Regions from separate parts of the Homo sapiens genome. Here region 1 is linked to region 2. A link is an interaction called in ENCODE POLR2A ChIA-PET data of the cell type or tissue named here. Cell type or tissue: OCI-LY7. All regions are shown on one strand. Links, peaks and the distances in the headings refer to the core of each region. The heading gives the core; the rest is flanking DNA.

Evidence for each region. ChIA-PET counts read pairs that join two places held together with the same protein. Peaks named below come from ENCODE experiments on the same cell type or tissue, not always from the same donor. Only the 100,000 strongest peaks of a DNase experiment are listed, where the experiment ranks them.
Region 1: POLR2A ChIA-PET joins it to region 2 with 17 read pairs; 2 of 35 experiments call an interaction of 5 or more read pairs at or near these places.

The regions. Positions count from the first base shown.
Region 1 is chr20:46,710,157-46,723,334 of GRCh38, reverse strand. The region is part of intron 1 of SLC2A10 (solute carrier family 2 member 10); the gene reads right to left. Among named protein-coding and RNA genes, the nearest start is that of SLC2A10, 7.1 kb to the right of the region's middle. In OCI-LY7, for the core only: no CTCF peak of the experiment used is centred there; no DNase peak of the experiment used is centred there.
Region 2 is chr20:47,477,097-47,494,208 of GRCh38, reverse strand. It overlaps the pseudogene RPL35AP, the pseudogene RNU6-497P and the pseudogene RNU6-563P. Among named protein-coding and RNA genes, the nearest start is that of NCOA3, 16 kb to the left of the region's middle. RefSeq lists silencers at 6,235-6,294, 6,315-6,364 and enhancers at 6,575-6,624, 6,655-6,984, 7,585-7,654, 13,447-13,999, 14,000-14,553. In OCI-LY7, for the core only: no CTCF peak of the experiment used is centred there; DNase peaks (open chromatin) are centred at 4,678, 6,408, 6,928, 10,778 and 2 weaker places; H3K4me3 peaks cover 2,458 bases; H3K27ac peaks cover 7,734 bases.

The DNA of each region.
Region 1 (13,178 bases), core at 4,970-12,969, 770 kb after region 2:
CTCTCCAAGAAGAGGGTGAGGAGGGAAACAGCTGGCTAGATCTTTTTTGCCCTTTTTTCTAGCTCCCTTACCTCTTGCCTGGAATGCAGGTGTGATGACTGGAGCTTCAGCAGCCATCTTGGAACATGATGGGGGGTAACCATGAGGATGCAAGCTACACACCGACATAGTAGGATGGAAATATAGAAGAAGAATGGGTCCCTGATGGCAGTAAGCCTACCATACCAACAATGGATTGTCAATCTCCATATATTTTTATGTGCTAAGAAGAAAATCCCAACAATTTCTGACTTAGTGAAACTATGCTATTTCCAGTTTCTATTCCTAGCAGTGAAACCAAAGAGCAAGAGCAAACCCAGGTTGGAAGGCTAGTACAAGGGTCCAGGTAAGAGTGCTAACGAAAACTAAGAAGAAATGCTATATAGCAGGGAGCTGCCAGTTAAGATCAATGAGGAACACGGGCTGCATGTGAGACAACAAAGAATGGTGGGGATTGCCAAACTGGAGAGTTCATGCCTCATCTAAAGTCACAACACAGCTCCAGGTATTGTTAACACACCGACTGTATAATCTCAGGCAAATTATTAGAAGAGTAACTGCCATTTCATGACTGATCCCTATGTGCCAGGCATAGTGTGAGAAACTTTAAACGCATCATTTCATGTAATCCTCACAACTGTAGGAAAACACCCTGTTGCATGGCCAGAGTGAGGCCATCTTGAAGTGAAACCACCATGATGATGGATATTTGGGCCCCACATACCAAGTTGTTCTACAGTAAGTTCTTTAAAAATGCCTGTAGCATAGATAACCCTTCATAAAGATGCTTATCCAGCCTCTCCAGTGGTCACAAGTCTTGGCAAGAAAGTCTGAAGACATGATCAGCTGCACATGTTTTATGCTAAAAGCTTGATATATTAAGAATACTTTCTGGAGGTCAGGTATGGGAATCCACGGTCTTGTGGCTACCTGAGATATGGCTCCTGTTTTTATGTCCCTGTGAAATTTCTTTCTGCAAGACTGGATTTGTCAGCCTCTTTCTTTGGCCTCTCAGCTCCTCAGCCTTCAGAGGTAGGTTTGCATAGACCTGCTCACCATGGAACAGTAACCTCACGAGTTAGGTATTACTAATATCTCCATGTCACAGATAAGGAAATTGGAAAACAGGAAGGTCAAGAACTGCCAGATCTGGTTTTTTTTTTAAAGAGAAACCATAAATCCAGATTTTTATAAACTATTTTCTGATTTTTAAATGCTGTTCCAAGAATATATAAAAATATTCTTTGAGTCAGACAAAACACATCTCAGAGTGCAACCCATAGGTACCAGTTTTCAACTGCTTCCACATGGAAACAAATCTTCAAGGAATACAAGCCTCTGGGTGTAGTAAACATTTGTTACTTCTTCTGTCTGCCTGGAATCTTTTCCTTTGAGGAAGAGCCCCTTCCCCACTGATGGGGTTACCAGTCACATGTACTCTCCACCCACACATAGGGATGAGCAAGTGGGTCTCAGGGAATTGCTATACATAGACAAGAAAAAAGAACTACATTTTTTGAGAATTTCAAGTTACAGAAACAAAATAGTCATTGGTCATGCTGTGCAGAAGGCCTTTATGAAAATGAAACCAACACAGATGAGAGCAGAGCCAAAAGATAACAAGAAATAGATCCCAATATTATTGCATGAACCCATGGATCTAGCAGTGCCTGAAGCTTACCCAATCCACTGGGCTCTCGTTACATGAGCCAACCAATACTCTTTGTTCTTTTAGTCAGATTGAGTTGGTTTCTGTAAATTATAATTTAAAAGCTCCCAATTAGTACACTGAGCAACAGAATTTCCAGACTCATGGAAAAACCTGCAATGTCTCTCTCTCTCTTTTTTTTTTTTTTTTGCTAATTGAGGGATTTGTAGGGCCCCCAAGTCATTTTTACACATATATAGTAGTGAGGACAGGACAATAATTTAGAGATTTGCAAAACAAGGTTCTTTTCTGTTTTGGTAACTAACTTGCAGTGTGACACCAGGCCAGTCACTTGCCCTTTTTGGGCTGTGGGAGCTGGTCTCTAAAGATGGCTCCCAATGAGTCATGCCTCCTGGTGTTATGCCTTTATGTGGTTCCCTCTCACACTGAATCTGAGTAGCTCTGTGACTAGTTTTAACCACCAGAATATGGCTACCATGACACTGTTCAGTCCTGGGTCTAAACCTTGAGCAATTTCCACATTTTATGTTTTTTTGGGGAGCCCCAAGCCACTCTGTAAGAAATCTGGCTACACTGTCACATGGAAAAACTGTGTGGAGAGACCCTTAGGCAACAGACAGGGGCCTCCAGATGATTCCAACCACAGCTGCAGAAGAACCACCCAGCTGAGCCCATTCAACCCAGAGAACTAGTAGATATAAGATGATTATTATTAGAAGATGCTAAGTCTTGGAGTGTTTTGTTAAACAGCAATAGATAACTTGAATATAAAATAAGGAAATCTATAAAATGAGGAAATGTTACTAGATCAGTCTCTTCCAAAGGGCTCCTGACACATTAATGAAAGATGTTACAACATCTGTGTGTTAAAAATACCAATATATAAAGCATCCATTCAAACATTTTTCTCCTTTAAAATGGAATAAAGATTCCTGAGTACATGACGAGCGAGCACAAGGGTCAGTTTGTGGGAATCAGGAAAGCACGCCATGACCCAACTACTTCATTACTTAGGAAATACCAAACTGCACAATAATTCTGACTTCCGTATCTTACAATGTGAGGTTTTTAGTCCTAGATTAGTTTAATTTATATCCAAATGGACCATTGGCTAAAGATGAAAAATGAAAAGGGTAGTAAAGGAGGAGCTCAAAAATAATAATTCTGAAAAATTCTTCCTAAATCCAAAGAAATTAGTGTTTCAATATTCCCATTTTATGAATGAACAAACTAGTGAAGAAGGTACAAAATCCTTGGCTGAATGTAAGAATGTGAGAGGCTTTTTGTCTTGCTTTGTTTTGTTTTTGGTAGATCTGTTTTCTTGCCATTTGCTTCTTTTCCCCTTCCAGTCCTCATGAATCCAGTGATCCGAGAGCTGTGGTTATTAAAGACATTCTTAAGCTTCTTTCTTGTGTATCTGTGCATACCTCATCTCACTCTGTGCCCCTCTCAGCTGCACTTGAACCAAGGTACTTCTGATCTCTCAGTGTCAGTTTGCTCATGTGTAAAATGGGGACAATAATACCCACCTTGTTTGCTTTCAGAGCCAGTGGGAAGATAAAATGAAACAATGGATGCTGTTCCTCTAAGTTGTTATATGATCTGCTGTGTTGACAGCTTAGCACAGTGTAAAGCAATGAGGACTAGGACTGAAAAGGCCTGAGTACCAGTCTTAGCACTGCCACTTGCTCTGTGCCACCCTGGGCAAGCTGCTTCTTCTCTTTGAACTCGTTTCCTCACCTGTAAAACAGGGCTAATAAATCCTTTCTCACTGGCTCTTGGAAGAGTTCAGTAGAGAAAGGAGGCTCAGGAAGTATGCTCAAGGAGAAGTACCATGATTGCTGTTACCACCTGTAGCAGTCCTGCCCAATGCCAGACTTGATTAAGAAAACACAAATTTGATGTCATCTCCTGCTCCACTTCTGATATGATTTGGCTGTGTCCCCACCCAAATCTCATCTTAAATTGTAGCTCCCATAATTCCCTCATGTTGTGGAAGGGACCCAGTGGGAGATAATTGAGTCATGGGGGTGGTTCCCCCATACTGTTTCGTGGTAGTGAATAAGTCTCACAAGATCTGATGGTTTTATAAGGGGAATCCCTTTCACGTGGCTTTCATTCTTTCTTGCCTGCCGCCATGTAAAGTGCCTTTCACCTTCCACCATGATTTTGAGGCCTCCCCAGACACATGGAACTGTGAGTTCATTAAACCTCTTTTTCTTTATAAACTACCCAGTCTCAGGTATGTCTTTATCAGCAGCATGAAAACAGACTAATACACCTTCAAAACATAACCCTTCAACAGCTGGTGCTAAGAGAATAAGAGGAAGAAGACGCTGACTCCATTTCACTCTTTGCTGCAGATCTAGTGCAAAGGGAACAGGCCAAATAGCAAAACTAAGCCTGTTGGTTCCTGGCATTGCAGACAAGCATTTTTTTTTTCCAACCATGGCTTTTTCATTCAGAGAGAAAAAAAAAACAACCAGTAACAACAACACCCCCCTCCGCCCAAATATACATGGAGAAACTTAAAATACACAGCTAAAGCCGAATGTGGTAGCTCATGCCTGTAATCTCATCGCTTTGGGAGGCCAAAGCAGGAGGATCACTTGAGGCCAGGAGTTTGAGGCCAGCCTGCACAACATAGTGAGACACCACCTCTACAGAAAAATTTTCTTTAAAAATTAGCTGGGTGTGGTGGTGCATACCTGTAGTTCCAGCTAATCAGGAGGCTGAGGCAGAAGGATTGCTTGAGCCCAGGAGGTCGAGGCTGCAGTGAGCTATGATCACACCACTGCATCCCAGCCTGGGTGACAGAGCAAGGCCCTATCTTTAAAAAATAAAATAAAATATAAAATATACATCTAAATTACTTGGCATAAAGAAGAAACAAAATAGAAATAACCACCTACTGAATGAGAATAAATAAAATAAAGATTAAAAATCTTGAATAATTGAGGATAAAAATAACTGAGAATAAAAATTGTAATAAATAATGAAATGAGAATAAAAGGCCCACATAAAAAATGGGCCTGTGGGATGTGGTCAAAGAGATAATCAAGTGAAAATTATATTTTATCAGGAACCCCAAAAGAACCTGAGAGTAAATTAATTAAGTCTTTGTGTGAAGAAGCTAGGAAAATTAGAACAAAATGAACCCAAAGAGCAAGTGGAATTAGTGAATATGAAAACAGATGTTAAGGGAATGGAAAAACGACAAGAAGAGGATAGTTGATCGCTAAAACTCAAGTTGGTTCCTTGACATGGATAAGAAAACAGATAATGCTTTGGTAAGCATAAATAAGGAGAAAAGACAGAAATCCAAACAACACAGGGAATAATGAAGGCGCCATAAGAACAGACACAGGAAAAAGAAAGCTCAAAGCATTTTCTTTCTTTTTTTTTTCTAAGATGAGGTCTCGTTCCGTCACTCAGGCTGGAGTGCAGTGGCACCATATGGCTCACTGCCTCTGCCTCCCGGGCTCAAGTGATCCTCCTGCCTTAGCTTTCCAAGCAGCTGGGACTATAGACATGCACCACCATGCCAGGCTAACTTTTTGATTTTTTTGAAGAGGTGGGGTCTCACTACATTGCCCAGGCTGGTCTCGAACTCCTGGGCTCAAGTGATCTTCCTGCCTAGGCCTCCCAAAGTGTTGGGATTACAGGCGTGAGTCACCATGCATGGCAGTCAAGGTATTTTCAACAGCTGTAGTTAGATTTAGCCTTTCTCAACTCACATTGTCTCCTCCTTCTGAAACCTGTTCACCCCAGAGGCACCTACATTTAGACAGTGAGCGCTCCCTCCTCAGTGTCTGCATTTTCAAAGCACTTTAACCCAACAGGTTAGATCTGTAACCATTTGTCATGTGTTCCTTGTGAAAGCAGTATACAGCTGGATGATTTCAGATGCAATCTGACTGTCTTCTTTTAAAAGGTGAACTTGGCCGTGTGTGGTGGCTCGCACCTATAATCCCAGCACTTTGGAAGGCCAAAGCAGGTGGATCACCTGTGGTCAGGAGTTCGAGAACAGCCTGGCCAACATGGCAAAACCCATCTCTACTAAAAATACAAAAATTAGCCTGGCGTGGTGGTGGGCGCCTGTAATCCCAGCTATCAAGGAGGCTGAGGTGGGAGAATCAATTAAACCCAGGAGGCGGAGGTTGTAGTGAACCGAGATTGCACCACTGCACTCCAGCCTGGGCGACAGAGCAAGACTCCATCTCAAAAATAAATAAATAAATAAAAAGGTGAACTGGTCCACATTTATTACAATGACTGATACAATTGAAATTGCTTCTGCCATTTATCTTTTTGTCTTCTATTTACTGTGCTATCAGGATATTTCTTTTTACCTCCATTTCTGCTTTTGATGGATCAATTATGGGGTGGGTTTTTTTTCCATTTTTTCCCGCACTGATCTGAGTGTTACATTTTCTATGTTTTCCTTTCTTCTTAGAGCAGCACTATCTGACAGCATTTTCTGCAATGACAGAAATTTCTATAACCATGCTGTGCAATATGATAGTCACTAGCCAACCACATGTAGAAAATGAGCCCTTGAAATGTGGCTAACGGGATGCAGGAAATAATTTCTTTTCTTTTTTTTTAGACAGTCTTACTCTGTTTCCCAGGCTGGAGCGCAGTGGCGTAATTCCGGCTCACTGCAACCTCCATCTCCTGGGTTCTAGCAATTCTCCTGCCTCAGCCTCCCGAGTAGCTGGGACTACAGGCATGTACCACTAAGCCTGGCTAATTTTTATATTTTTAGTAGAGACCGGGTTTCACCATGTTGGCCAGGCTGGTCTCGAACTCCTGACCTCTGGTGATCCGCCCGCCTCAGTCTCCCAAAATGCTGAGATTACTTACAGGTATGAGCCACCATGCCCAGCCTGAATTTTTTATTTTATTTTATTTTATTTATATTAGTGTACATATAAAAATAACCACATATGGATGCTGGCTACCCTATTGGCAGCACAGTTGCACAGATTACTCTTAATTTTTAATTCACACACTTAAATTTATATATTTCTGGAAGCATCTAGAATAATCCAGCAGTATCTATGTCATGCACCCCCACCCTGGACCTGACAAGGACATCTGCAATATTATAGCCAGATGTATGGAGAGTTTCTCTGGACTAGACATTGCTTTGAGTTTAAAAACACATTTATGGCCAGGTGTGGTGGCTCACGCCTGTAATCCCAACACTTTGGGAGGCTGAGGCGGGCGGATCACTTGAGGCCAGGAGTTCAAGAGCAGCCTGGCCAACATGATGAGAACCCATCTCAACTAAAAATACAAAAATCAGCCGGGTGTGTGGCATGCACCTGTAATCCCAGCTACTCGGGAGGCTGAGGTGGGAGAATCATTTGAATCCGGGAAGGTGGAGGTTGCAGTGAGCCGAGATCGTGCCACTGCACTCCAGCCTGGACAACAGAGCAAGATCCTGTCTCAAAAAAAAAAAAAAAAAGTTCTCACCCCAACGTTATGAGGTAGGCTCTTGTATTATTTACGAATGAATAAAGTGATCATCAGGGGGGTAAAGCAACTCACTTAAGGTCAAAAGTAGTAAGTGCAACCTGGGCAACATAGCAAGATCCTGTCTCTATACAAAAGGTTTAAAAATTAGCCAGGCAGGGTGGTGGGCACCTGTAGTCCCAGCTACTCTAGGGGTTGAAGTGTGAGGATCGCTTGAGCCCAGGAGTTTGAGGTTACAGTGAGCTATGATCGTGACACTGCACTCCAGCTTGGGTGACAGACTGAGACCCTGACTCTAAAATAAAAAAACAAAAAAAGTTGTAAGCAGCTGAGGATAGAATGAAAGCCAGGCTGTCTGGGTCCACAGTCCCTACTCTTGACTGCTCCATTATAAAACCTTGGTGAAATGTGATTTCACTCTGTTCTCTTGCTTGGGTCCCTTCTTAGCTTTGTTAGGCAGTTTTTGTGCAGAAGGAGGAGTTCCATGGGTGAAGGAATCATTCTCCACCCCCACTTCTGCTCATCCCTCTCCCCTGCCACTCCTACCTTCCAAGGAAACGAGCCCTTGCCACTCCCTGGCTGGCCTGTCCTTCCTGTTCCTCACCACTAGTAAACATCCTGGAAGATGCTGCTCAGATCCTGCTCTGTCTTCGCCCCCCTTTGCCCCTCCTCCCTCATTCCTGAGGCTTTTTCCCAGAAAGCAAGGTCCTTCCAGGCCATGTGAAGCAATCGAGGTGAAAGCCCAGGATTTGTTTGCCATTTCCTGGGTTCCTCTTGCAGCGAAAGGGAACCCAGCCAAAGGGCTCACAGCTTCCACCCACAGGTTCCACTGGAAAACACATCAGTGCAGGTTCAGTTGAAATGGACAATAAGGCCAATGGACAATAGAAACAAACAAACAAACAAACAAACGTGAAATAAAACAGTAATAATAACAGCTATCATGTATGGAGACCTCCTCTGTGTGAAGACTTTATGTTCCTTCCCTCAATTCATCCTCATAACAACCCTAGGTGAGACTGCTACAATTATTCCATCTTACAGATGTGGAGGTTAAGGCTCAGAGTGTTCTCACAGCTAGGAAGCAACAGGATCAGGATGGAAATGCTGACCTGCCTGCCTCCCAAACCCATGTCCTTAAGAGCTCCGCTGCACTGACCTCCCAGCAAGAAGAGTCAATCAGAGATAGGTGCGGTGGGAGGAAACTGGGGTGCAGGAGGCAGAGGTGGAGGGGAAAGAGCTCTCAGGAAAACCCCAAGGGATAAAGCATGGTGAAATGATACTGTGGCATGGGACTGTAGATATAAAGGAGGACCTCAAAGGAGTTGGAGCCATTAGGAAGACGAGGAAGAACATTCCCTTTCCATGGTTCCCATCACCTGAGTCAGTCCCACCACCTTAGCATGACAGGCAAGGCCCTTCATGGGCTGGCCTAACTCCTCAGCCACTTCGCCTCCTCCCGGACTCTGTCGCCACAGCCCCGCCCCACACACCTTGCCAACATGTTTGTTCCCGGCACATACTGTATGCTTTCATGCCGCTCCACCACTGCACGTGCTGGGCCTCCTACGTGCACTGTCCTTGTTCCCCAAGGAAAGGGTCCCCTTGTTCCTCTACTCTCCCTCTTCAGTCCCAGGTCCTGTGCCACCTCCCCAAGGAGCCTCCAGGTATACACATCTGTTATTTGGCATCCGCTCCTCATCTTCCGTTGCAGGGAGCCGCCCCTTTTCCTTGTCTCACAGTCTCCTGGTTTGGGTGGAGATGACTGCCCCCACCTCCACCCTCAGTGCCCAGCCCCAGGGTGGTGTCCATGATCCAGATCCAATCAATCAGCAAATTCCTGGGCCCTAGGCAGAGGTGAATACCACGTGGGTGAACCTGGGCCAGTGAGAGTCGGACCGGGTGTGTTTGCTCACCAGGGGTGCCAAGCTGGTGTTTTACTTGCCTGGAGCCACTGGGGGCCATCTTCCCCAATGAAGGATTCCTGACAACACTGTATGAGCCCCTAGATCCAACTGCACCTGAAGCCATAGACTTCAGTGACCCATAAATACTCATTGCCAATTTCTGGATTTTCTGAAGGTTGGCCTGTCATTTTTTTTTTAATCTCAGTACCCAAGTACCCTTCCTATCAGCAGACAGTGATGTTTGCTTAGTGCCTTTCAGTGGAAAAGTTTGAGGGAGTTCCTGACCAATTCCCATGCATCTTCCTCAACTCTCCACTGTACTCTTTTTCCTTCACACTGCAAGTTCCTTTATGAGTCTTCCATATTCAACTAAGGAGGGCAGGGATAGAGACTGACTCGTCCTGAGCCTCCGGGGCCCCAGCCCTGCCCTGACACCCAAGAGGAACCCAGTGAAGTTTCTGCTGAATGAACAAATGACTGGGTAGAGGACCAGGGCTATTTCACCTCATGACATTTCTAGGGCTGTGTCAGATACCTCTGAACCTAAACTAATTCTACACAGCAGCCAGAAGGATTCTGGGAAAACCTAAGTCAGGCCTCGTCACTCTTCCACTAGGAGCCCTCCAAGGCTCCTATTTCAGTCTAAGAAAAGCCAACGTCCTCACCGTGGCCTTCAAGACTCTGCAGGATCTGCCCCCTCTCACTGGGCTCCAGTCACACTGGTTCCTTGCTGCTACTCTCACTCCAAGCACGTCCCAACTCAAAGCTTGGTACCTGCCAGCCTCTCTGCCTGGGAAGTCCTGTCCCTCCATGCCAACAGTTCCTTCCTTCCTCCCTTCTGATCTTTGCTGAAACATCCCCTTCTCGGTGAGGCTGTCCCTGGCCTTCTACCTAAAATTCAACCTCCCTGTAGCATCTAGCACTTTGTATTCCCTTCTCCACTTGTTTTTTCTGCGTGGCACTTCTCATCTTCCAAAATAACTACATATTTTACATATTTATTGGTCTCCCTGACCTGAAAGTCAGCCTCAAGGGAACAGGAGTGGTTTGTTTCTTCTCAGCTGTCTCCCTGAGGCCAAGGACAGTTACTCAGCACTCAATCAATAATATTTGTTAAACAAATGAATGATTGAGTGAATGAATGAAAAACCAAATGAACTGTGGGGATGTAGGAAATCCAGAAAGAAAGGATCTTGGCTCATGAACATCTGAAAGGTCCAGGGCCTGGAAGTGGCCATGGACAGGAAGCAGAGCAAAGCCTCGTCCTCAAATTAAGATGTCTTAGGCTGGGCTCGGTGGCTCATGCCTATAATCCCAATACTTTGGGAGGCTAAGGCAAGTGGATCACTTGAGTTCATGAGTTCAAGATCAGCCTGGGTAACACGGTGAAACCCCATCTCTACCAAAAAATACAAAAATGAGCCAGGAATAGTGGTGTGCACCTGTAATTCCAGCTACTTGGGAGGCTGAGGTGGGAGGATGGCTTGAGCCTGGGAGGCAGAGGTTGCAGTGAGCCGAGACTGTACCACTGCACTCTAGCCTAGATGACAGAGCCAGACTTTGTCAAAAAAAAAAAAAAAAAAAAAAGAAAGAAAGAAGACAGAAAGAAAGAAAGAGAAAAAAAGAAAAGAAAGAAAATTAAGGAGAACACATTAAGACGGCTTGACCTAAGTTTAGCAAGTGTGCATCCTTTCTATTAATAACCTGCCTAACATAGGCTGTAGTGAAGATGTCCCACACTGGAGGAAATCCCTTAATCCTCTAAGCCCCTCGCTGTGGAGGGCACAGCTTCCCCGGGACAGGGTCAGGGGGCAGGGGGAGGGGGGAGAACCCTGGTTTGGGATGCAAGTATCTCCAGCTGCAAGTCCTAGGCCTCCCGTTGGTGACACTAGAGTAGTGTCTCAACCAGAGGTCACAGAGCACTGGGTCCCTCCTGCACCAGAGACCTGCTGTGGCTTTCCCTGAAGCTCCAGGGAGAAGCCAGATGTGAAATTGAACTGTATGAATATCCTCTTGCAGATGGCCGGCTTCCAAATGTCCCAGCAATTGCAGCCACAGCTGATACTTGGAGTACCCACTATAGCCAGCCACTCTCCTAAGGGGCAGTATCTGTACCAGCTGGCTTAATCCCTAGACAATCCTATGACAATCACTATTGTCATTCCCATTTTACAGAAATAACCACCACACTGAGAGGTGAAGACATTTCCCCAAGGTGGCACAGTTTGTAAGTCACATAGCAGGAACTTGAACTCGGGCAGTCTGACTCCAGAATCCCAATATTGGGTGCAATATAAAATAAAAACTCACATTCACTCACCATTTACCAGATATAGGTGATGAGCCGAGCACTGTAATTCATTTTTTCACATCATTCTCATGGCTACCCTGTGATAAGGGTATTTGATAGTGACCAGAGAAGTTGGCAGACTCTCCCAGGTCAAAGTGGAATGGTGGAACAAAGTGAGAGGAATTGGGTCTAGAACCCAGTTCTGCCCCCAGAGGCTATAAAGAGAGCCCAATCCCTGGTCCCTGCTGTGTAAGAATTCTGGGGAGGACAGAGACCCGCAGCCATGACTTATGCCTCCCCCAGCACTAACACCCAGCCCTCGCTCTGCCCATAGAAGGCACTCAGCAAATGGCTGTTGGGTTGATTTAGCAGGAATAGGAGGTGCAGGAACAAGGGGCTAGGGCTAAGCTGAGTGTCCTTAAGAAGACCTTGACCTCTCTGGGCCTCATTTTTTTCTCAGGCTCTGGGGCACTGTGCTGTGGGGGTTAAGAGGATGGACTCTCCTGTCAGAGCCGGAACTGGTCACCAGTTTTACCATTAATCCACCATGACAGGCCACGTGGTGCAGTGGTTAGGAATGCAGACTGGAGTCAGAATGCTGGGGCTCCTTCCCAGCTTCTCCTCTCCATAGCTGTGTGACCTTGGGGAACTCACCTCACCTCTCTGGGCTTCCCCATCTACAAATGGGATATTAATGCCTACCTTCTATGCTTACCTACATCATAGCCAGTGTTAGCGACTGTGATTCTCCACAGAACGACTCAGAGCAAACTTTGAGAAGTTAATTCAGGGCCGGGCGCGGAGGCTCACGCCTGTAATCCCAAGCCGAGGCAGCCGGATCACGAGGTCAGGAGATCAAGACATCCTGGCCAACATGGTGAAACCCACTCTCTACTAAAAATACAAAAATTAGCTGGGCGTGGTGGTGTATGCCTGTAATCCCAGCTACTTGGGAGGCTGAGGCAGGAGAATTGCTTGAACCAGGGAGCTGGAGGTTGCAGTGAGCGGGATCACGCCACTGCACTCCAGCCTGGCGACAGAGTGATCATCTCAAAAAAAAGAAAAAAAAAAGAAAAGATAATTCAGGTCACGGCCCCGCTCCAGCTTAAAACCCTTCTCCAGCTTGCCGTGGCATTTGCAATAAAATCTGAACTTCTCACCACGGCTTACAAAGCCCTGCACACCTCTCTGCCATCCCTTTGACCTCAGTGCCCTGCCCGCTGTGCTCTGGCCATCCTGGCCTGGGCCACACAAACTCATTCCTGCCTGAGGGCCTTTGCACTGTTGCTGCCACCTGGAAGCTCTTTCTCCAGATCTCAGCAAGACCCGCTTCTGAGGAAGTTCTCAGCTCCAAAACGTCCTACTCCAGAAAACCCACCCTGACCACCTACCCAAGGAACCCACGCCCTTGGCCTTCACGCCACCCCATTTTATGGGTTCCACAACACCTTATCTCTCTCTGAAGTTATTCATAAACGTGTTTACCCAGCTGCTCAATCAGAATGCCACCTCCATGAGAGAGAGGTTTATTGTCTATTTTGTTCATTGCTGAAGCTCTAACCCCTATATCAATGTCTGGCACGTAGTAGGTGCTCACTCAAGAATCAACGACTGATCCTTCGAGGCTTCTGAATGCAGAGAGAAAAATAGAGCCCTAGTCCCGAGTGGCAACAAAGCCATTCCCCACGCGTCCCACCCCAATGCTGTGTTAGAATCTCCTTCTCTGTCCCCTCTCTGCAGAATCACGTCCAGAGGAGGGGGTTCGTCTGTTTTGTTCGCAGTTTCGTTCGCG
Region 2 (17,112 bases), core at 3,583-11,582:
AGCCAAGTATGATGGCATGCACCTTTAGTCCCAGCTACTGGGAGGCTGAGGCAGGAGGCTCACTAGAGCCAGGGAAGTCAAGGTGATTACACTCCACCCTGGAGTCCAAAAAGAGAAAAAAGAAAATGTGGGCTTTGACACTCACTGCCTAACCTGCTAAGCTGGTTCTGCTACTTACAAAGCTGTGTGATAGTGGCTGGTTATTTGAACTTTCTGTGCCTCCATTTCCTAAAGTGAGAACACTGATAATGATAATAATAGCAACAACAATAATGCTTATGTCATAGGGTATTATCAGGATTAAATAGAACAGCATAGTGAAAGCTCTAAACACAGTGTCAAGCACAGAGCACTCAAATGTTAATAATGATAATGTATGGCAGTTCCAAACTTGCTTCGTAGGGGTTAATATCCAAGGGTTAGTAACAATGTTCTCCTCCCTCACCCCACACCATATTTTGCTTCATGATAGTAATTACAGTGTGAAATTTCCCTGCAAGTGAAAATAGATTCCTTGGGTAGAAGCCTAAACCCTGCACATGCCTAAAACTCTGTTACGAAATACCTAATCTGAAAATGAGCTGGCACAGCCCCAAGCTCCACCCCCAGGCTGTACTCTGAACCACTTTTCTCCCTGGGAAGGACACACAACTGAGGGGGAAAGAGAGAGCAGAAGAGAGAGATCAAAAAATGCAATTTAGGGTAAACAAGTACTTGACTTCTTGTTTTGCTTAAAAGAGGGGAAAAACACCCCTGAGAAGAATCATATTTAAGACAAATTTTTGGAGATAAAGAGCAGCCTGAGCTTTACAACCCAGAGTTGCCTTATTCATGCCTCTTCCTTTAAACTCAAATCAGGGTTTGGTGACCTGTGATTTTTGTGCCAGAGATGACACATGCGCCTGTTGGAATTGGCACCTGGCCTGGCTGCAACAGACTTGTCCTGCTCCACAACCTGCAAATGACTCCACAGCTGGAAGAATTTGAAGCCCAGCTCATTTTTGTTTTGCTTTTCCTTTCTAGACTTACATATTAAACATATTTGCCTTGGAAGAAAAAATCATTTGCTATCAAATGCTTTAAAAGTACCCACTGTAAGAGGGCTAAAATAAAAATAAGGACTATGCTCATGTTGGCAGCACATACACTAAAACTGAAACAATACAGAGAAGATTAGTGTGGTCCCTGCACAAGGATGACATGCAAATTCTGTGAAGCATTCCAGTTTTGGGGTTTTTTTTGGTTTTTGTTTGTTTGTTTGTTTGTTTTTGAGACAGAGTTTCGCTCTTGTTGCCCAGGCTGGAGTGCAATGGCACAATCTCGGCTCACTGCAACCTCTGCCTCCCGGGTTCGAGCCATTCTCCTGCCTCAGCCTCCCAAGTAGCTGGGATTACAGGTGCCCACCACCAGGCCCAGCTAATTTTTTGTATTTTTAATGGAGATGGGATTTCGCCGTGTTGGCCAGGCTGGTCTTGAAATCCTGACCTCAGGTTATCCGCCTGCCTCAGCCTCCCAAAGTGCTGGGATTACAGGCGTGAGCCACCGTGCCTGACCCCAGTTTTTTGTTTTGTTTTGTTTTGTTTTTTAAGTGTTAACCACAATGTAGAGAAATTGAACCATTTGTACACTGTTGGTGGGACTGTAAAATGGTACTCCATTTCGCAAAATTGGTGGGCAGTTCTCCAAAGTGTTAAACAAAGAATTGCCATATGACCCATCAATTATACCCCTAAGTATATACCCAAGTGAATTGAAAACATATGTCCATGCAAAATCTTGTACAGTAACATCCTTAACAGGTTTGCCATGTAATTGATTGATAATAGCCACAGGGTTTTAACTTTTATGTTTTTAAAGCTAGAATCTTAACTTACCTTATACATTCACCCCTGGCATAGAACTGTTTGCATGCCCCAACATCTCTACTCCTTCCATGTTCCTACTCTGTAAGTACTAAATCACTGGAAGAGGGTTTATCCTCTCAAATAAGCTTACTGCCATCACTTTAAAACTCATTTTCTTTTTTTTTTTTTTTTTGACAGTTTTGCTCTTGTCGCGCAGGGTGGCGTGCCATGGCATGGTCTTGGCTCACTGCAACCTCTGTCTCCCAGGTTCAAGCAATTCTCCTGCCTCAGCCTCCTAAGCAGCTGGAATTACAGGCACCCACCACCATGTCCGGCTAATTTTTGTATTTTTAGTAGAGACGGGGTTCCACCATGTTATCTAGGCTGGTCTTGAACTCCTGATCTCAGGTGATCTGCCCGCCTCAGCCTCCCTAGGTGCTGAGATCACAGGCATGAGCCACCACACCTGGTCCCCAAATTCATTTTTTAAAAAAGGAAGTGTTTTACTCCAGGGCTGGAGTCAGCCAACCTTTATATGATGGGATACCAAGAGTCAGCCAAACTATATATGTTGGAATATCATGTAGTCAATGAAACATTATGAAGCTGTTTAACACTCAGCAGTTAAAAAAGATCTCCCAGATACTTCACTTTTAAAAAAAGTTGTGGATACATTGTAGGTGTATATATCAATGGAGTACATAGGATGTTTTGTTACAGTTTTGCAATGTGAAATAAGCACATCACAGAGAATGGGGTTCAGACACTTTTAAGTTAAAAAAAAAAGGTAAAGCAGTATGTATAATAGGCCTTTTTTTGTGTTACAAATATGTATATATATAGGCCAGACGTGGTGGCTCACGCCTGTAATCCCAGCACTTTGGGAGGCCAAGGTGGGCGGATCACCTGAGGCCAGGAGTTCGAGACCAGCCTGACCAATATGATGAAACCCCATCTTTACTAAAAAAATACAAAAATTAGCCGGCCATCTTAAAAAAAAAAAAAAAACCTACAAAAATTAGCCGGGCATGGCGGCGTGCACCTGTAATCCCAGCCACTCTGGAGGCTAAGGCAGGAAAATTGCTTAAACCCAGGAGGCAGATGTTGCAGTGAGCTGAGATCGCACCATTGCACTCCAGCCTGGGCAACAAGAGTGAAACTCCATCTCAAAAAAAGAGAAAGAAATACAAGTGTCAATACTGAATCACAATGTGAAATATGTTTGTTGCTGTTCTGCGATTCAGCCAAAGGCTTGAAGACACTGAGCTAGGAGGATGAATTTTTGGCCCCCACATTCTTTTTCATGACCTCAAACATATGGGCCAGGCTTGGTATATAGATCTGAGATCCCAATTCCTCTTAAGGGTAAAGTCAAGAGAGAAGTACTGCCAGTGGAAAGGCCATGGCTTCTGAGGTGGCCTTTTTGAGGAACTGACTTAACCCTTGCCTTTTTCTAGAGACAGATAAATGTGAGGTGTTGCCATTCTTCAGCAAATATTTTCCCAGCTTGGCTTAGGAGCTATTCTTACATTTTCTCTTTTTTTTTTTTTTTTTTTTGAGACGGAGTTTTGCTCTTGTTGTCCAGGCTGGAGTGCAATGACATGATCTCGGCTCACCACAACCTCTGCCTCCCGGGTTCAAGCGATTCTCCCGCCTCAGCCTCCCGAGTAACTGGGATTACAGGCGTCCACCACCACGCCTGGCTAATTTTGTATTTTTAGTAGAGACAGGGTTTCTCCATGTTGGTCAGGCTGGGCTCGAACTCCCGATCTCAGGTGATCCACCCGCCTCAGCCTCCCAAAGTGCTGGGATTACAGGAGTGAACCACCACTCCGGGCCCATTTTCTTTTTCTTTTTCTTTTTTTTTTTTTGAGACAGAGTCTTGCTCTGTCACCTAGGTTGGAGTGCAGTGTTACGAGATCTCAGCTCACCGTAACCTCCATCTCCCAGGTTAAGTGATTCTCATGCCTCAGCCTCCCGAGTAGCTGGGATTAAAGGCGTGTGCCAGCATACATGGCTAATTTTTGTTTCACCATGTTTGCCAGGCTGGTATGGAACTCCTGACCTCAGGTGATCTGCCTGCCTCAGCCTCCCAAAATGCTGGGATTACAAGCATGAGCCACTGTACCCAGACAATATTTTCTTTCCTTTCCTCCTCTCTTCCTCTTTCCTTTCTTTTTTCCTCCTTCCTTTTATTTTATTTTATTTTTTTTTTTTTTGAGACAGAGTCTCGCTCTGTCACCCAGGCTGGAGTACAATGGTGCAATCTTGGCTCACTACAACCTCCACCTCCTGGGCTCAAGCGATTCTCCTGCCTCAGCCTCCCGAGTAACTGGGATTACAGGCACATGCCACCACACCCAGCTAATTTTTGTATTTTTAGTAGAGACGGGGTTTCACCATGTTGCCCAGGCTGGTCTTGAACTCCTGACCTCAGGTGATCCACCCGCCTCGGCCTCCCAAAGTACTGGGATTACAGGCGTGAGCCACCGCACCCTGCCCTTATTTTTTATTTTATTAGAGACAAGGTCTCGCTCTGTCACCCACGCTGGAGTACAGTGGTACAGTCATAGCTCACCGCAGCTCAAACTATTCCACTGCTTCTCAGGCTCCTGAGTAGCTGAGACTACAGGCGCATACCACCACACCCAGCTAATTTTTAAAATTTTTTTGTAGAGACAAGGTCTCACTATGTTGCTCAGGCTGGTCTTGAACTCTTGGCCTCAAGTGATCCTTCCGCCTTGGCCTCCCAAACTGCTGCTTGCACTTTGATTACAGGCGTCAGCCACTGCGCCCAGCCTCTTCATTTATTTTTAACTTCTACAAAGGAAATGCGATGTAAGTCCCTCAGCCACCCACTTCCTCTTCCAGAGGAGCCACCATTGCCAATTTCTTAGGTATTATTTAAGAGATGCATTTACAAATAAACACACACACACACACACACGTATTTATATATATTCTTTTTTTTTTTTTTCTGAGATGGAGTCTCCCTCTGTCACGCAGGCTGGAGTGCAGTGGCGTGATCTCTGCTCACTGTAACCTCCACCTCCCGGGTTCAAGCAATTCTCCTGACTCAACCTCCCAAGTAGCTGGGATTACAGGCGTGCACCACCACGCCCAGCTAATTTTTTTAATTTTCAGTAGAGCCGGGGTTTCACCATGTTGGCCAGGCTGGTCTTGAACTCCTAACCTCAAGTGATCCGCCTGCCTTGGCCTCCCAAAGTGTTGGGATTACAGGCGTGAGCCACCGCATCTGGTCTATATATATATACATTTTTGTAACACAAAATAAGGCCTATTATACACACTGCTTTATCTCTTTTTTTTTTTTTAACTTAAAGTATCTGGACCCCATTCTCCATGATGTGCTTATTTCACATTGCATGCCTGTAACAAGACATCCTGTATACCCCATTGATATATACACCTACAATGTATCCACAACTTCTTTTAAAAGTAAAGTATCTGGGAGATCTTTTTTAACTGTTGAATGTTAAGCAGCTTCATAATGTTTCACTGGCTACATGGTATCCCATCATATAGAGTTTCGGGGGCATTTAAAGGTTGGCTGACTCCAGCCCTGGAATAAAACACTTCCTTTTTTAAAAAATGAATTCGGGGACCAGGTGCGGTGGCTCACACCTGTAATCCCAGAACTTAGGGAGGCCGAGGCGGGCGGATCACCTGAGGTCAAGAGTTCGAGACCAGCCTGGCCAACATGGTGGAACCCCGTATCTACTAAAAATATAAAAATTAGCCAGGCGTGGTGGCGGGTGCCTGTAATTCCAGCTGCTTAGGAGGCTGAGGCAGGAGAATTGCTTGAACCCAGGAGGCAGAGGTTGCAGTGAGCCAAGACCGTGCCATTGCACTCCAGCCTGGGCAACAAGAACAGTGAAACTCCGTCTCAAAAAAAAAAAAAAAAAAGTAAAGAAAAGAAATAGTGTTTTAAAGTGATGACAGTAAGCTTATTTGAGAGGACAAACCCTCTATCAATGATTTAGTACTTACAGAGTAGGAACATGGAAGGAGTAGCCATGTTGGGGCATGCAAACAGTATCTATGCCAGAGGTGAATGTATAAGGCAAGTTAAGATTCTAGCTTTAAAAAAAATAAAAATTTGCCAGGCGTGGTGGCTTACGCCTGTAATCCCAGCACTTTGTGAGGCCGAGGTGGGCGGATCACCTGAGGTCAGGAGTTCAAGACCAGCCTGACCAACATGGAGAAAACCCGTCTCTACTAAAAATACAAAATTAGCCAGGGTGGTGGTGCATGCCTGTAATCCCAGCTACTCGGGAGGCTGAGGCAGGAGAATCACTTGAACCTGGGAGGCAGAGGTTGCAGTGAGCCGAGATCGCGCCATTGCACACCAGCCTGGGCAAAAAGAGCAAAACTCCATCTCAAAAAAAAAAATATTTTAAACCTTCTGGCTATTATCAATCAACTACATTGCAAACCTGTTAAGGATGTTACTGTACATGTCAGTCATGATGTCTGCCCCACTTACCCACAGACCCTTCTAAAGACAGAGCAGAAGTCACCTTCTTTGGTACCATGTGACTGGCAACTTCTGCTCACACCACAGCTGATTGTGTCAGACATGGGCATCAGCCCCAGGGGCAGCCAATGCATGGGCAGGGCAAGTGATTTATGAGATAGCTGGACCCAGAATATCTGGCCCAACAGGAACCAGGTTGACCTGTGAGATTGCCACCTGGGATGCATTTAAATTAGAAACTCCAGAGTAAATCAACTTGTTAAGAAAAGGATTTGAAGCTGAAGGTATAAAAGATATATGAGACAGGAGGGAGTAGGGTGGGAAATGAAAGAACAGAAACTGAATATTCAGAGCTAGGGGGTAGAGAAAAGAAACTAAAAAAAGCGCAAAGGTGGTCAGTTTCCAGCAATACAGCAGATTAGATAGCCTGAAACACTCAACCCCACCCGCAAAAACATCTGGAAATTCTGAGTAAAAGATAACAAGTACTCTTTTAAATGAATCACAGGGTTCACAGGAAAGAAAGGGAAATCCCCCATGTCAAAAAACAAAAATGGAACTGAAACCCAACCGGTAGTGTGAACTGATAGATACTATGCCAGAGGAGGAGGTGTCACGGGTCTCAGAAAGCAAAGACCTCCTAATGCAATGCAAATACAAGGGCAGGAAATCAGGCCTTGGGGCTCATGTAATCCAAAATTACAATATAGAAATCATCCTCCTGGAGCTAGGAGTCAACCCAGCAAGCAAAGGCGTACTTTCAGATAATAGCATGTTTGCACAAAAACCATCGAAAGATGAGCTAATAATTATTAAAGACACAAAAGAAGGTACCAAAATATGCAAACAGAATAATATCATAAAAAACAAAAAAAAACAAAAAACAAGCAGGTTTGATAAAGAACCTGGCTCAGGCCTGTAATCCCAGCACTTTGGGAGGCCGAGGTGGGCAGATCACGAGGTCAGGAGATCAAGACCATCCTGGTTAACACGGTGAAACCCCCGTCTCCACTAAAAATACAAAAAAATTAGCTGGGCATGGTAGCAGGCACCTGTAGTTCCAGCTACTCGGGAGGCTGAGGCAGGAGAATGGCGTGAACCCCAGAAGCGGAGCTTGCAGTGAGCCGAGATCGCGCCACGGCACTCCAGCCAAGGGACAGAGCGAGACTCCATCTCAAAATAAATGAATAAATACATAAATAAAATAAAAACTAATTTCTGGCCGGGCACGGTGGCTCACGCCTGTAATCCTAGCACTTTGGGAGGCCGAGGCAGGTGGATTGCCTGAGCTCAGGAGTTCGAGACCAGCCTGGGCAACAACGGTGAAACCCCGTCTCTACTAAAATACAAAAAATTAGCCAGGCGTGGCAGCATGCGCCTGTAGTCCCAGCTACTCAGGAGGCTGAGGCAGGAGAATTGCTTGAACCCGGGAAGCAGAGGTTACAGTGAGCCGAGATCACACCACTGCACTCCAGCCTGGGCAACAGAGTGAGACTCCGTCTCTAAAAAAAAAAAACTAATTTCTTTCTCTTTTTTTCTTATTTATTATTACTTTTTTTTTTCTAGAGACATGGTCTTACTCTGTAGCCTAGTCTGGAGTGCAGTGGTGCAATCATAGTTCACTGCAACCTCAAATTCTTGGGTTCAAGGGACCCTCCAGCCTCAGCCTCTTGAGTAGCTGGGACTATAGGCATGTGTCACCATGCCTGGCTCAGGACTCATTTATTGAATGACACTGTATACCAGACCTGTCCCAAGCACATGCCAATGCAGTTCCTATTATGAAAGCTTACAGTCCAGACTTGACAAATTCCCAAATGACTACCCTGGAAAATTTCAACCCCCATACTGGGCCTCAGTTTCTACGTTTGTGAAATGAGCAATTTAAACTCAATGTTTCCCCTAGTGTAGATGAGATTATTTTTGGTAAAATATTCGGGCACCATTAAAAAGCACTGTGGAAAGGAATCTCTCTTTCATTTTTTTTTTAAGTAGAGATGGGGGGGTCTCACGATGTTGCCCAGGCTGGTCTCAAACTCCTGGCCTCAAGTGATCCTCCCATCCCAGCCTCCCAAAGTGCTGGGATTAGAGCCGTGAGCTACCACACCCAGCCAGTCACCCCTTTTCCTTTCTTTCTTTTCTCTTCTTTCTTTCTTTCTTTTTCTTTCTGTCTTTCTCTCTCTCTCTCTCTCTCTTTCTTTCTTTCTTCTTTCTTTTTTTTTCGAGATGGAGTTTGGCTCCCATTGCCCAGGCTGGAGTGCAATGGTGCAATCTTGGCTCACTGCAACCTCTGCCTCCTGGGTTCAAGCGACACTCCTGCCTCAGCCTCCCGAGTAGCTGGGATTACAGGCACCACCACCACCCCTGGCTAATTTTTTTGTATTTTTAGTAGAGATGGGGTTTCACCATGTTGGCCAGGCTGGTCTCGAACTCCTGACCTCAGGTGATCCACCCATCTCAGCCTCCCAAAGTGCTGGGATTACAGGCTTGAGCCACCACGCCCGGCCTCAGTCACCCCTTTTTCAATCCTCTTCTAATTCTACCTCTAGTAGGAAGTCTCAGTGTGGTACAATCTCCTTTTCTGTTTTTGATTTTTTTGAGTCAGGGTCTTACTCTCTTGCCCAGGCTGGAGTGCAGTGGCACAATCGTGGCTCACTGCAGCCTCGACCTCCTAGGTTCAAGTGATCTTCCCACCTCAGCCTCCCAAGTAGCTGAGACCCCAGGCAGGTGCCATTATGCCCTGCTAATTTTTTTTTTTTTTTTGTAGAGACAAGGGTCTCCCTATGTTGCCCAGGCTCATCTCAAACTCCTGACCTCAAAATATTCTCCCACCTCAGCCTCCCAAAGTGCTGGGATTACAGGCATGAGCCACCACCCCCAGCCCAATCTCCTTTATGACAAAGGACAAGCAGATCTGGACCCTAAAGCCTGTACAGGCAACAGTCTCTAGCCAGCATGTAATCACATTGTGTTGTTTCACTGTCTTTATTTTTACTTCTAGCTCCCATTTATGGCAAGAGGTATAGGTTTTCTGCTTATGTATTGACATAAGGTTTCCTTTTGAAATAATATTTATATAGCTAAAAATAAGTGAACCGATGCAAGAAAAATGTTAAGTAAATAATATAGATGGTACAGATATAAAAATGCTAAATAATATAGACGATATGGCAAAAATCATAAAGATAGAACAGGAACAACTCCAGTTAGGCAAACACAGATCTATTTCACTCGGCCCATTTTGCAGGCATGAAACCTAAGGCCCAGAGCAGGTAATAGAATCTCGCTGACTCCGACATAGCAAGGAAATTGCAGAGGATGGCTGATTCAGAATTCATTAGACAGTCATGAACTTCAGGAGGTTCCAAGCCAGCAAGCAGGTCTGCCGGTCAGGTATGCAGATCCTGAATCCACAAGTGATTGTATTGCACCTTCCTTTCCACTTCGTCCCTGCTGGACAAGATTCATTCATTCAACAAATATTTATGCTCCCTGCTGCAGTACATATACTAAAATTGGAATAACACAAAGATTAGCATGGCCCCTGTGCAAGGATGACATGCAAATTCATGAAGTGTTTCATATTAAAAAAAAAAACAAAACAAAAAAAACAGTCCAGGCACAGTGGCTCATCCCTATAATCCCAGCAATTTGGGAGGCCAAGGCAGAAGGATCATTTGAGCCCAGAAGTTCGAGACCAGCCTGGGCAACATGGTGAAACCGCATTTCTACAAAAAATGCAAAAATTAGCTGGGAGGCCGGGTGCAGTGGCTCATGCCTGTAATCCCAGCACTTTGGGAGGCTGCGGCAGGCAGATCACCTGAGGTCAGGAGTTCGAGACCAGCCTGGCCAACATGGTGAAACCCCATCTCTACTAAAAGTACAAAAATTAGCTGGTCATGGTGGTGCGTGCCTGTAGTCCCAGTTACTCTTGAGGCTGAGGCACGAGAATCGCTTGAACCCAAGAGGTAGAGGTTGCAGTGAGCTGAGATCGCGCCACTGCACTCCAGCCTGAGAGACAGAGCAACAGACTCGGTCTCAAAAAAAAAAATTAGCTGGGTATGGTGGCACATGCCTGTAGTCCTGGCTACTTGGGAGGCTGAGGCCGGAGGAGCACTTCAGCCCAGGAGTTCCAGGCTGCAGTGAGCCATGATAGCACCACTGCACTCCAGCCTGGGAGACAGAACAAGATCCTATCTTAAAAAAAAAAAATACATATATATATATATATATATATATATATATATATATATATATGTATGTATACAAAAATTAGCCAGACTTGGTGGCGGGTGCCTATAATCCCAGCTACTGGGGAGGCTGAGGCAGGAGAATCACTTGAACCAGGGGACGGAGGTTGCAGTGAGCCGAGATTGCGCCACTGCACTCCAGGTTGAGCGACAGAGCGAGACTCTGTCTCAGAAAAAACAAAAACCAAAAAATCCCAGAGAAATATTTGTTGACATCCTGCCGTTTACCAGGCACTGTGCTAATTCTTAGGCATGTAATGGTGAGACACAAACAGCAACAGTCTCTCTTCTCAGGACTTTGTAATCCAGCGGGGACGGGGACAAAACATCAGTTAACACATACACAAAAGCAAGATAATTACAGATTGTAATCAGTGCTACAAAAAAAAAAAAAAAAAAAACAGCTTGTGACAGGCACAGAATAACCACAGAACTACTTATTTAACTAGTTAGTCTTGATGGTATTTATTTGTTAATTTACTTTGACCAGGTATAATGTGGTTCAAAATCCAAAAGGTACAAAAGATTTCTGGTAAAAATCTTTCTTCCACTCTTCCCTAGACACCCAGCATCTTTCCCTAGAGACAACAAGAGTTAACTGTTTCTTGTGTATGCTTTCAGAAGTAGTTGAATCATGTACAAGCAAAGGGCTATATATCTCCTGAATGGTAACATAGAGGCCAGGTGCAGTGGCTTATGCTTGTAATCCCAGTATTTGGGAGGCTGAGGTGGGAGTCATTGGAAGCTAGAAGTTTGAGACTGGCCTGGACAACATAGCAAGACCTTGTCTCTACAAAATTTTTAGGCCAGGTGCAGTGGCTCACGCCTGTAAACCCAGCAATTTGGGATGCTGAGGCAGGTGGATTACCTGAAGTCAGGAGTTCAAGACCAGTCTGGCCAATATGGCGAGACCCCATCTCTACTAAAAATACAAAAATTAGCTGGTGTGGTGGCACGTGCCTGTAATCCCAGCTACTTGGGAGGCTGAGGCATGAGAATCGCTTGAACCCGGGAGGCAGAGGTTGCAGTGAGCCAAGATTGCACCACTGCACTCCAGCCTGGGCGACAGAGAGAGACTCTGTTTCAAAAAAATAGAAATAAAAATGAAAAATAAAAATAGAAAAATTAGCCAGGCATGATAGTGCATGCCTGTAATCCCAGCTACTTGGGAAGCTGAGGCAGGAGAATCGCTAGAACCCAGGAGGCAGAGGTTGCGGTGAGCTGAGATCACGCCACTGCTCTCCAGCCTGGGCAACAGAGTAAGACTCCATCTCAAATAAATAAATAAATAAAAAGGTAACATGTATGCAATACGTACTTCCCACCTTACTTTTTCACCTACCAGCACATCTTAGACATTTCTTCACTTTCTTTAGGTAAGTAGATAGAAAAGGTAGCCTTTTGTCAAGCACAGAATTCAGGCTGGGAGTGGGGTACAATCCAGACAATTACAAGTACCAAGAGTTTGATATGTGCAGAAAGAGGAAGACGCCAGTAAACCTGAGCGTGATAAACAAGGCTCAAGAAGCAACGAGAATGCCAGACAGACAGGCAGGGTCTGGGCATGCAGGTTCTTGTCAGTCATAAAAGAAGTTTGCCGTTTATTCTAATTGCAGTAGCCACTGGATGTGTTTTTAACAGAGTGATATGATCTGACTTGCATTTTCCAACGATAACCCCTGTGACTGTGTGGGGAGTTGGGTCAAGACTGGGAGAGGATACCAGATGAGAAGTGGCTGCGGTATTCTAGGCGAGAGGGGATATGAGCTTGGGCTAAGACGATGTAGGAGAAAGGATGGGGGTTCAGGGTATATGTTGAAGCTAGACAAGAAAAACTTCAAAACAGATTAGATGTGGACAGCAAGAGAAAGTAGAGAATTGAACCCCTGGGAAGTGGACATTTTTAGGTTTTGTGGGTGACTTCATGTCTATAACTTGCTTTATGATACTTCAATATAATCAGTTTGTTTGTTTTTGTTTTTTGAGACAGTCTCGTCTCACTGTGTCACCCAGGCTGGAGTACAGTGGTGGGATAATGGCTCACTGCAGCCTCGATCTCTCTGGCTCAATCTATCCTCCCACCTCAGCCTCCTAAGTAGCCGGGACTACTGGCGCACACCACCAAACCTGGCTACTTTTGTATTTTTTGTAGAGACGGGGTTTTGGCCAGGCATGGTGGCTCATACCTGTAATCCTAGCACTTTTGGAGGACAAGGCAGGCGGATCGCTTGAGCTCAGAAATTCAAGACCAGCCTGGGCAACATAATGAGACTCCATCTCTACTAAAAATACCAAAAAATAGCCAGCATGGTGGTGCACACCTGTAGTCCCAGCTACTCGGGAGGCTGAGGTGGGAGGATTGCTTGAGCCTGGGGGAGAAGGTTGCAGTGAGCAACCTGCAGTGAGATTGCACCACTGCACTCCAGCCTGAGTGACAGCGCAAGATCCTGTCAATAGAAAAATAAAGGAAATAAAGGAAAGAAAGGAAAAGAAGAAAGGAAGGAAGGAAGGAAGGAAAGAAGGAAGGAAGGAAGGCAAAGAAGGAAAGAAAGAAAGAAAGAAAAAGAAAGAAAGAAAGGAAGGAAGGAAGGAAGGAAGGAAGGAAGGAAGGAAGAAAGAGAAAGAGAGAGAGAGGAGGGGAGGGAGGGAAGGAAGGAAAGAGAGAAAGAAGGAAGGAGGGAAGGAAGAAAGGAAGGAGGAAGAAAGGAAAGAAGGAGGAAGGAAGGAAGAAAGGAGGGAAGGAAGGAAAGGAAGGAAGAAGAGCTGAGAATTTGTATTTCTTTCTTTCTTTCTTTCTTTCTTTTTATGATGGGGTTTCACCATGTTGCCCAGGCTGGTCCTGAACTCCTGAGCTCAAGCAATCTGCCAGCTTCAGCCTTCCAAAGCTCAAGGTGTGAGCCACTGCACCCAGCCTAATCAGTTTGACATTATATAAATGTCAGTTTAAGCCAATGATTTTTTTGTTTTGTTTTCTTTTAACATACAGGGTCTCCCTCTGTTGTTGCCCAGGCTGAAGCGCAGTGGTGTGATTATAGCTCACTGCAGCCAAATTCCTGGGCTCAAGCCATCGTCCTGCCTCAGCCTCTCAAGTAGTTAAGACTACAGGTGCATGCTACCATGCCTGGCTACTTTTTAAATTTTTAGTAGAGATGAGGTCTTGCTGTGTTGTCCAGGCTGGTCTCCAACTTCTGGCCTCAAGGGATCCTCCTGCCTTGGCCTCCCAAAGTGCTGGGATTACAGACACAAATCACAACACCCAGCTCCCAGTGATTCTCTAAGTGTTATCTGTGGGCCAGAATCACTTGATTAGATTAGATTAGGTTAGGTTAGAAATACGAATTCTCGCTGGCACTGCGGGTCACGGCTGTAATCCCAGCATTTTGGGAGGCGGGTGGATCACAAGGTCAGGAGATCAAGACCATCCTGGCTAACATGGTGAAACCCCGTCTCTACTAAAAATACAAAACATTAGCTGGGCATGGTGGCACACGTCTGTAGTCCCAGCTACTTGGGAGGCTGAGGCAGGAGCATTACTTGAACCCAGGAGCCAGAGGTTGCAGTGAGCCGAGATCGCACCACTGCACTCCAGCCTGGACAACAGAGTGAGACTCGTCTCAAAAAAAAAAAAAAAAAGAATGTAGAATACAAAGATAATTAACCACCACTTAACAGTAATGGCCACATCAGCAAACTAAAATAGAAGTAAATTCCAGAATGTTTTGGAGACAGGTAAGAAACAAAGGGAGTGTTCTCAACAATGGAACCTTATCAGAAAAAGGGAAGCAATGCTAGACTTGTCTGGAACAGCCTCTTCTAGGTGTGGTTCCCCAGAGCCCTGGGAAAAACAGGCCTTATCTTGAAAAGAGGAAGGATTGGATGCAAGGAAGTTTGAAGCAAACAATGGCAGTTCAGGCCTTGTTGGAGAGAACTGAGTTGTGTGCAAAAGTAATAAGGGAAAAAGGCTTTTTAAAGCAGAATTCTGACCACAGAAGGCATGCTGTAGGTGGGGGGAGGAAAAAGTTTGTTTCTAAGAACAGAGAAGACAGAAGAACACATAGGTACAGACAGACAAGGAGACCAGGATTAGAGTCTGGGGTCACCAACTAAAAGGCACATATGACCTTGGGCAAGGGATTTCACCTTCACATTTTAGTATTTCACAATTTTCCCCCTCTAAGAAGTTAGACTCTCAGCTGCCGTAAATTTAAAAATCATTCCCTAAGGCCTTTCTCTTTCTACCATCTTGGAGCCTGTCTGCTTGACAGGGCCTTTTTTTTTTTTCTTTTGAAACAAGGTCTCACTCCATCGCACGGGCTGGAGTGCAGTGGTGCGATCATAGCTCACTGTAACCTAGAGCATCCCAGGATCAAGTGATCCTCTAACCTCAGCCTCCTCAGTAGCTGAGAACACAGGTGCATGCCACCACACCTAGCTAACTTTTTTTAGTGTTTTGTAGAGATGGGATCTCCTTATGTTATATTTAGAGACCCAGGCTGGTCTCTAAATCCTAGGCTCAAGGGATCTTCTCGCCTTGGCCTATCAAAGTGCTGGGATCACTGACATGAGACACCCTGCCCAACCAGGACAGGACTTCTAAAAGGCAGATATGTCTGGAAGGCTGTGGTCTAAGGCCATTTTTCCTTTTTTCCTTTTACTTTTTTTTCTTTTTTTTTTTTTTTGACACGGACTTTCACTCTGTCACCCAGGCTGGAGTGCAATGGCACAATCTCGGCTTACTGCAACCTCCGCCTCCTGTGTTCAAGTGAGTCTCCTGCCTCAGCCTCCCGAGTAGCTGGGATTACAGACATGTGACACCACACCCAGCTAATTTTGTATTTTTAGTAGAGACGGGGTTTCACTATGTTGGTCAGGCTGGTCTCAAACTCCTGACCTCAGGTGATACACCCGCCTCGGCCTCCCAAAGTGCTGGGATTACAGGCGTGAGCCACTGCACTTGGCTTTATTTTCTTTTTATTGTAGAGACACGGTCTCACTATGTTGACCAGCCTGGTCTTGAATTACTGGCCTCGGGTGATCCTCCTGCCTAGGCCTCCCAAAGTGCTGAGATTACAAGCATGAACCACTGGGCCTGGACCCAAGGCCACTTTTGCTGGCTATAAGCAGGGTCTCTTGAACCAAAGGGAGTACACAGCTCTTCTTAACATTGAAGGCATTTATGCCTGAGATGAAACTGAATCCTATTTGGGCAAGAGATGCGCTTATGCATACAAAGCAAAGAACAGGACAGTGACTCCCGGCAGCAAACTGAACAAAACCAGAGTGATGTGAGGAAAGGTAACTCAGACCCATGGAATTATGGGCATAGTTCATGCCAAATTCTGAAACAATCTTCCTGCTAAGGCCACTGGACAAAGATTCCATGTGATGTTATACCCCTCTTAAATAAATGAAAAGTAAATAAATAAAAAATATATATTTTTTGGAGATGGAGTTTCACTCTTGCTGCCCAGGCTGCAGTGCAATGGCGTGATCTCAGCTCACCGCAACCTCTGCCTCCCCAGTTCAAGCGATTCTCCTGCCTCAGCCTCCCAAGTAGCTGGTATTACAGGCACCGACCACCGCACCTGGCTAATTTTTTGTATTTTTAGTAGAGATGGGGTTTCACCATGTTGCCCAGGCTGGTCTGGAACAACTGACCTCAGGTGATCCACCTGCCTCGGCCTCCCAAAGTGCTGGGATACAGGCGTGAGCCACCATGCCCGGCTAAAAGTAAATTTATTAAAACGTAGTATAATAAAAATCATTCCCCAAGAAGGACACACACAATATCACTTTTATAGTATTTTTGCCAAAAATATTCAACCTGAATCTAAACCTGTGGATACAATCAGACAAGTTCAAATTGGAGGTGTTGAAAAAGCTGAACTGCAAAATATTTAAAGAGGTTTATTCTGAGCCAAATATGAGTGATGATGGCTAGCAGAAGACTTTTTTTGGGGGGATGGGTGGGGGGCAGGGTCTTGCTCTGTCATCCAGGCTGGAGAGCAGTAGCATAATCTCAGCTCACTGCAACCTCCACCTCCCGGGCTCAAGCAATCCTCCCGTCTCAGCCTCTGGAGTAGCTGAGACTGCAGGTGTGCACTACCACACCCAGCTAATTTTTTAATTAATTAATTTTATTATTATTTTATTTTTTTATTTTGAGACAGAGTGTCCCTCTGTCATCCAGGCTGGAGTGCAGTGGTGCGATCTCGGCTCATTGTAACCTCTGCCTCCTGGGTTCAAGCAATTCTTCTGCCTTAGCCTCCCGAGTAGCTGGGACTACACGTGCACGCCACCATGCCCGGCTAAGTTTTGTATTTTTAGTAGAGACAGGATTTCACAATATTGGTCAGGCTGGTCTCAAACTCCTGACCTCAGGCAATCCACCCACCTTGGCCTCCCAAAGTGCTGGTATTACAGGTGTGAGCCACTGCGCCTGGCCTAATTTTTTATTTTTTGTAGAGACAGGGTTTCACCATGTTGGCCAGGCTGGTCTCAAACTCCTGACCTCAGGTGA